Regions from separate parts of the Homo sapiens genome. Here region 2 is linked to region 1. Evidence: read pairs that join two places in POLR2A ChIA-PET (ENCODE). Cell type or tissue: endothelial cell of umbilical vein. All regions are shown on one strand.

Region 1 (4,000 bases):
ACCAGTGGGAGAGGAAGGCAAAATTTTGAATAAGATTTCTGAGACCCCCCACCACAAGCAAGAACAGAATCTCCACAGTCTGCTGAGCTGACAGTTTGCACCTTGGTCTCCTCCCATCTCCCCACCGTACTGTCCTGTTTGTCCTGAGGATGAGGAAACAAAGCAAGCCTCTGTCTGTCCCTCAGGACTCACTGAACTGCCCTTCCCCTCTGCTGGGCCATGACCACGGAGAACAGGTCCACTGTCCTCCCTCCTCTCTGCGTGTTGCATGACGGAGGCTCAGACTCTGCCCTCAAGGCTGGCAAGAAGACAGGGTGAGACATGAGCCTCCTGATACAGGTGACGGGTGTGGAGCCCACAGGACTGGAACCTCACACTGCAGGGCTGGAGGCACAGACTGAGTATTGACTATTCTATGGCCTGGGGTGCTCAAGGCACAGAGCTCCTCATTAGCCAAAGTCACCCAAGTTCCCCAATCTCTACAGATTTCCTCATAAGAATGCAGGAAGAAGAAGAGAAAAGGGAGTGTCCATAGAAGCTTTGGGGCTCTTCCTGTCATCAGGAGGAAGCTTGTGTGTATTATTCCCCTCTTTCTTTTCTTTTTAAAGATCCAACTGCTTTCATTTTCATCTTTTACTATGGGAAAATAGACCACGTATCAATACTAAAAGTTATAAATCTATATGATTTCATCTAGAATGGCCAGTATAAACATTGACAATTTCCACTATTTTTCAGTTGACAGTTGAATGACATTAAGTACATTCACATTGTTTAGCAACCATCACCGCCATCATCTCCAGAGCAGTTTTATCTTTCAAAATGGAAATTGCACCCATTCACCAAACTCTCCATTCCTCTCTCTCGCCCACCCCGGGGGCCACCATTCTAATTTGCAACTCTATGAGTTTAACTACTCTAGACACTTGATAGAAGTGGAATCATACCGTGGTGAATTTTTTTTTTTTTTTTTTTTTTTTTTTTTGAGACAGAGTTGTTCTCTGTCGCCCAGGCTGGAGTGCAGTGGCGTGATCTCGGCTCACTGCGACCTCCACCTCGTGGGTTCAAGCGATTCTTTTGTCTCAGTCTCCCGAGTAGCTGGGGTTACAGGCGTGCGCCACCACGCCCAGCTAGTTTTTGTATTTTTAATAGAGAAGAGCTTTCACCATATTGGCCAGGCTGCTCTTGAACTCCTAACCTTAAGTGATCTGCCTGCCTCAGCCTCCCAAAGTGCTGGGGTTACAGGTGCGAGCCACTGAGCCTGGTCGTGTTTATCCTTTTGGGATTTATTTATTTCACTGACGATAATGTCTTCAAGTTTCATCCATGTTGCAGCCTGTGTCAGAAGTGCCTGTCTGGTTTTTTGTTTTGTTTGTTTTTGTTTCATTTTGTTTTGTTTTGTGTTTACATGGAGTCTCACTCTGTCACACAGGCTGGAGTGCAGTGGCGCAATCTGGGTTCACTGCAACCTCCGCCTCCCGGGTTCAAGCGATTCTTGTGCCTCAGCCTCCCGAGTAGCCGGGACTATAGGCAAGCGCCACCACGCTCGGCTAATTTTTTGCATTTTCAGTAGAGACAGGGTTTCACCAAGATGTCCAGGCTGGTCTTGAACTCCTGACCTCAGGTGATCCGCCCACCTCGATCTTCCAAGATGCTGGGATTACAGGCATGAGCCACCGCACCGGCCAGAAGTGCCTGCCTTTTGAAGGCTGAATAGTCTTCCATTGTATGAATGCACTGCAGTGTGCTTTTTCGTTCATCTGTCCACGAACCCTCGGGTTGCTTCCACATTTTGGCTGTTGTGAATAATGCTGCTATGAATATGGGTGCACAAATCTCTCTTCCACTCCTGCCTTCTAATTCTTTTTGGTAGGTACCCACAAATGCAACTGCGGGAACATCTGATCATTCTGTTTCTAATTTTTTCAGTACATGCCATAGTATTTTCCCTGTTCCTTCACGGTTTTACATTCCCTCCAATCATATTCGAGCATTCCTACTTCCCTCTAGTCTCACCAATGCTTGTTTGTTTATCATATCCATCCTAACGTGTGGTATCACATTCTTGGGTGATTTGCGCTTCCCTATGATGAGTGATTTTGAACATCATCTTAGATGCTTATTGGCCATTGCTATATCTTGTTTAGGGACACGTCTACTCGAGTCTCCTGACCATTGTTAATGGGATGCTTTGGGTTTCTTGTTGTTTAGTTCTAGCTGTTCTTGATGTATGATGGATATTAGCCTCTTTTCAGATAGATGATTTGCAAATATTTTTCCTAATCCATGGGTTATCTTTTCACTCAGGTCACAGTGTTTTTTGCTGCACAGAAGTGTCTGTCATTTAGATGTAATCCAAGGAATCTAATTTTCTTTCGTTGCCTATGCTTTTGGGGTCGTATCCCAGAAAGCATTGCCCAATCCAATGTCATGAAAGTGTGGCCAATGTTTTCTTTTAGGCCTATGATACTTTTAGCACTTGGGGTTAGGTCTTTGATCCAGTTTGTGTTAATTTTTGCACCTGGTGTGACATAGGGTCCACCTTCATTCTTCTGCATGTGGAAATCAAGTTCCTCTGACACCATTTCTTGAAAAGGCTGCTTTTCCACCAATGAGCTTTCTTAGCACTCATGTGAAAAATCATTTGAACATATAGGTGAGAAGTTATTTCTGGGCTCAAAAACAAACAAACAACAAGAGACAACAGATAAGGATACAGCATGGGCCGGGTGCGGTGGCTCACTCCTGTAATCCCAGCACTTTGAGAGGCCGAGGCGGGTGGATCACGAGGTCAGGAGATCGAGACCATCCTGGCTAAGACGATGAAACCCCGTCTCTACCTAAAATACAAAAAATTAGCCAGGTGTGGTGGTGGGTGCCTGTAGTCCCAGCTACTTGGGAGGCTGAGGCAGGAGAATGGCATGAACCCAGGAGGCAGAGCTTGCAGTGAGCCGAGATCGCACCACTGCACTCCAGCCTGGGCAACAGAGCGAGACTCCATCTGAAAAACAAAACAAAAGAAAAAGCATGTTGGCCAGGCGGGTCTCCAACTCCTGGACTCAAGTGATCCGTGTGACTCGGCCTCCCAAAGTGCTGGGATCACAGGCCTGAGCCACCACACCTGGCCAAGGTTTCCGTTTTTCCTACATAGAAGTGAGGACATGAAATATTTGTCATTCTGTGCCTGGCTTATTTCATTTAATATACAGACCTGCAATCTCATCCATTTTGTCTGCAGCGGAGAGGATTTTCTTCCTTGTTAGGCTGAATAATACTTCATTGGGTGTGTATACCACAGTTTCTTAATTGAAACAAATTTCTAAAGAGCAAATATTTTTAAAATGTCTCGGAATGTGAAACTTCAGGGATACTGTGCCCATTTTATTCTTTTCTATTTCCCATCTTATGTATATGCAAGTGTATAACAAAGCAGCAATCAACGTGTGCATAAATCTATAACTTCAACAAACGTAACATGTAAATGCTAAGTGGTGGCTGGGCGGGGTCGCTCAGGCCTGTAATCCCAGCACTTTGGGAGGCGGAATCGGGCAGATCACCTGAGGTCGGGAGCTCAAGACCAGCCTGACCAAAATGGAGAAACACTGTCTCTAATAAAAATACAAAAAAAAAAAAAAAAAAAAAATTAGCCGGGCATGGTAGCGCATGCCTGTAATCCCAACTACTTGGAAGGCTGAGACAGGAGAATCGCTTGAATACGGGAGGCAGAGGTTGCAGTGAGCCGAGATCGTGCCATTGAACTCCAGCCTGGGCAACAAGAGTGAAACTCTGCCTCAAAAAAAAAAAAAAAAAAAAAGGAAAAGAAAGAAATAGAAAATGTGAAATGGTAAGAAAAAACAGCCTAATAGACATTTTTATGGTGTTGATGGACAATGCATTTGAAGATAATATTTGAAGAAATCATATTACGATTAATTTCTCTTCTTACTCATTGGAGCTTGATGCCTCTAAAAACTTCGTCATTGGAGGCCGGGCGCGGTGG
Region 2 (4,000 bases), 91 kb before region 1:
GAGCCACTGCACCCGGCCTAGAAATTTTTTTTATAGAGGTGGGGTCTCACTGTTGCCCAGGCTGGTCTCAAAATCTTGGACTCGAGAGATTTGCCTGCCTTGGCCTCCCAAAGTGCTGAGATTGTAGGTGTGAACCTACACCCACCTCCCTGCCCCAGCAGTTTCATAAGCTTTTACTGTGTTGTTATATAATCTTCATTATCCTTTTTAGTTATTACATAACCTTTTAGAACCATCCCTCCATTGTTTGGTTTTTCAAGTTATTATTAAATATCTTTATACTAGCTTTGCTTAGGATTATTTTCTTCTCATATTTTCTTCTCTCAGAGTCATTCAGTGGGTAAAGGATATGAACATTTTTGTGGTTCTTGATAAACACAGATAAATTCGTTTTTCACAAGGTTGTAAACATCAATTTGTATTGCCACTAGCAGTGTGCCTGAAATATTTCCTGTCTTGTGTTTGTTTTTCTGTTTTTGTTTTCACATGGAAATGTTAAAAATTTAGTGGAACCAGATTTGGTGATTTTTATTTCTGTTGTGGAAGTTCATCTGTTGTTTTAAAACCATCTTGGAAAGTCCTCTTTAGAGCAGTACTTCTTAATGAGGGTGTTGGGGAGTGGATTTTTTCCCCTTGGGACATTTTACGATGTCTGGAGAGGTTTTTGATTGTCGCTGCAGTGAGGTGAGGTGTGCTACTGGCATCCAGTGTGTGGAGGCCAGGGATGCTGCTAAACATTCCACAAGGTACAGGACAGCCTTCCTAACAAAGGATTCTACTGTTGACGTGTTGGGCTAGATAATTCTTTGTAATGTAGGGCTGTCCTATGCATTGTAGGATGTTTAGCAAACTCCCTGGCCTCTACCATCGAGATGTCAGTAGCTTCCCCACCTATTTTTGTTTTGGTAACAGCTTTATTGAGATATAATTAATATATCATAAAATTTACCTATTAAAAGTATACAGTTCAATGTATATTCACAGAGTTGTGCAATCATCACTGCAATGTAATGTTTTGTCATCCCCCAAAGAGACTCCATATCCTTTAGCTGTAATTCTCTCACAACCTTCACGTCCCTCTCAGCTATAGGCAACCATTAGCCTACTTTCTGTCTATGGATTTCCCAGTCTGGACCTTTTATATAAATGGACTTATCTAATATATAGTCTTTTTGGGTCTGGCTTCTTTTACTTAATATTTTTATCCGCAATTGTAGCATGAATCAGTACTTCATTCCCTTTTATGACCATGTAACATTCCATTTTATGGATATACCACATTGATTGTTTCTACCTTTTGGTTATTTTGAATAATGCTGCTGTGAACTTTGGTGTACAAGTTTTTGTGTAGACATGCTTCCATTTCTCTTAGGTGTGTATCTGGGAATGGAATTGCTGAGTCAAATGGTAACTCTATGTTTAAACTTTTAAGGAACTGTCAGACTCTTTTTCCAAAGTTCCTCCACCATTTTACATTCTCACAAGCAGTATATGAGGGTTCTGATTTCTGCACATCCTCATTAACACTTGTTATTATTGATGATAGCCATCATAGTGGGTGTGAAATGGTAATTTCTTGAGGTTTTGCTTTGCATTTCCTGATTACCGTTGGTATTATCTTTTATGTGCTTATTGGCCTTTGTATATGTTCTTTGGGGAAATGTCATTAATTTTCTTTGCCCATTTTTAGATTGGGTTATTTCTCTTTTTATTGTTCAGTTTAAGGAAGTTTTGTTTTTGTGGGGTTTTTTTAGGTTTTTTCGTTGTTTGTGTTTTTGAGGCAAGGTCTCACTCTTGTCACCCAGGCTGGAGTACAGTGGTGCGATCTCACCTCACTGCAACCTTGACCTCCTGGGCTCAGGTGATCCTCCCACCTCCACTTCCTGAGTATCTGGGACTACAGGCATGCGCTACCGTGCCTGGCTCATTTTTTATAGAGACAGGGTTTCACCATTTGCCCAGGCTGGTCTTAAATTCCTGGACTCAAGCAATCTGTTCGCCTCACCCTTCCAAAGTGTTGGGATTACAGGCGTGAGCCAGCACGCCGGGCCAGAAGTTTTAAAAATATATTCTAGATACAAGTCTCTCATCAGATACATTATGTGAAAATATTTTCTGTTCTGCTACGGGTTGTCTTTTCATTTTCTTAATGGTGTCATTTGATGCACTAAAAATTTTTAATTTGGATGAAGTCCAGCTTATCTTTTTTTTCCTTTTGTTACTCATGCTTTCTGGTCTTATCTAAAAACCATTTCCAAGTCCAACGTCATGAAGATTTATAAACATGTTTACTTGTAAGAGTTTGCATTGAGGCATTCACTCTGAGTTCATTTTGTATATGGTGTGGTAGGAGTCCAGATTCATTCTTTTGTGTGTGACTATCCAGTTTTCCAGCACCATTCGTTGAAGAGACTCTTCTTTCCCTGTTGAACGATCTTGGCAGCCTTGTCTAAAAAAGATTAACCATAAATGCGAGGGTTCACCTCTGGACTCTCAAGTCTGTTCCACTGATGTGTATGACTGTCTTTATTGTTTTCTATTATTCTTTTATGAGATTGTTATTCAGGTGCAGCCACAATAGGAGACACTGGAGAGGCTCAGGAAAAAACACAGTTTATCACACAGGTCCTAGAGACGAGGCATGCTGTGCCATGCCATGCTGGGCCACTTGGGGAAGACGCTAGGGTGGTTAGGAGGGAGGGGAAGGATTAGGCTACTGCCTTCATCGAGGTTTCCTTAGGGTAGGGCAGGGCGAACAGTTTAGTTTGAATAATTTTGGCATACTTTAGACTGGCGGGGTGGTCTCGTTGCCTGGCACCTGGCTCTGGGATGATTAGGTAGAGGAGTAGTGCCTCTTGGGGTATAAGGGCCAGATAGAGGAGATATGGCTCTGGATTTTGAATAGCTTGCATATTAAAGACATACTCCTAGCTGGGCCCTTTGTTATCTTTAAGAATTGGCTAGACCTTGGAGGGACAGTTTCTCAAATAGCTAGAAAGGTTCTTTAACATGTTAAACATCAGTATACAAGAAAAGCTAAAAGTCCATCTGTGCCAGTGCCATACTGTCTTGCTTACTGTAGCAGTGTGGTAAGTTTTGAAATTAGGAAGTGTGAGCCGGGCGCGGTGGCTCACGCCTGTAATCCCAGCACTTTGGGAGGCTGAGGTGGGTGGATCACGAGGTCAAGAGATCAAGACCATCCTGGCCAACATGGTGAAACCCCATCTCTACTAAAAATACAAAAATTAGCTGGCGTGGTGGCAGGCATCTACACTCCCAGCTGCTCGGGAGGCTGAGGCAGGAGAATCACTTGAACCCAGGAGGCGGAGTTTGCAGTGAGCCGAGATTGAGCCACTACACTCCAGCGTGGCGACAGAGCGAGACTCCGTCTCAAAAAAAAAAAAACAAAAACAAAAACAAAAAAAGAAATCAGGAAGTGTGACTCCTCCTACTTTGTTCTTCAAGACTATTTTTTTATTATGTTTGTTTTTCAAGACTATTTTGGTTATTCAGGGTTCCTTTTATTTCCATTTGAATTTTAGGATTGGCTTTTCTATTTCTGCAAAGCAGCCATCTGGGATTTTGATAGGGATTTTGTTGAATCTGCAGATCATTTTGGAAGTATCCTCAACTTAACAATATTAAGTCAATCTTCGAACATGGGATGTCTTTCTTTGTATTTAGGTCTTTGATTTCTTTCAACCAATGTTTTGTAATTATTGTACAAGTCTTGTGCATCTTATGTTAAATTTGTTCCTAAGCATGCCATTCTTTTTGATGGTAGTCTAGATGAAATTGTTTTTATAATTTCATTTTTGGATTATTCTTTGCTAGTATATGGAAATACAGTTGATTTTTGTATGTTGATTTTGTCTTCTGAAACCTTGCTGAACTTGTTTATTCGTTGCTATAGATGTTTTAATAGATTCCTTAGGATTTTCTATGTGCAACATCATGTCATCTGCAAATAGATCGTTTTACTTCTTTCTTTCCAATCCAT

What was found. ChIA-PET counts read pairs that join two places held together with the same protein. Peaks named below come from ENCODE experiments on the same cell type or tissue, not always from the same donor. Only the 100,000 strongest peaks of a DNase experiment are listed, where the experiment ranks them.
Region 2: POLR2A ChIA-PET joins it to region 1 with 9 read pairs; 3 of 35 experiments call an interaction of 5 or more read pairs at or near these places.

Annotation. Positions count from the first base shown.
Region 1 is chr13:41,434,810-41,438,809 of GRCh38, forward strand. No RefSeq gene overlaps it. Among named protein-coding and RNA genes, the nearest start is that of RGCC, 21 kb to the right of the region's middle. RefSeq lists an enhancer at 92-592. In endothelial cell of umbilical vein, no CTCF peak of the experiment used is centred here; no DNase peak of the experiment used is centred here.
Region 2 is chr13:41,343,823-41,347,822 of GRCh38, forward strand. All of the region lies in intron 9 of NAA16 (N-alpha-acetyltransferase 16, NatA auxiliary subunit), which reads left to right. Among named protein-coding and RNA genes, the nearest start is that of NAA16, 35 kb to the left of the region's middle. In endothelial cell of umbilical vein, no CTCF peak of the experiment used is centred here; a DNase peak (open chromatin) is centred at 2,339; H3K27ac peaks cover 1,645 bases.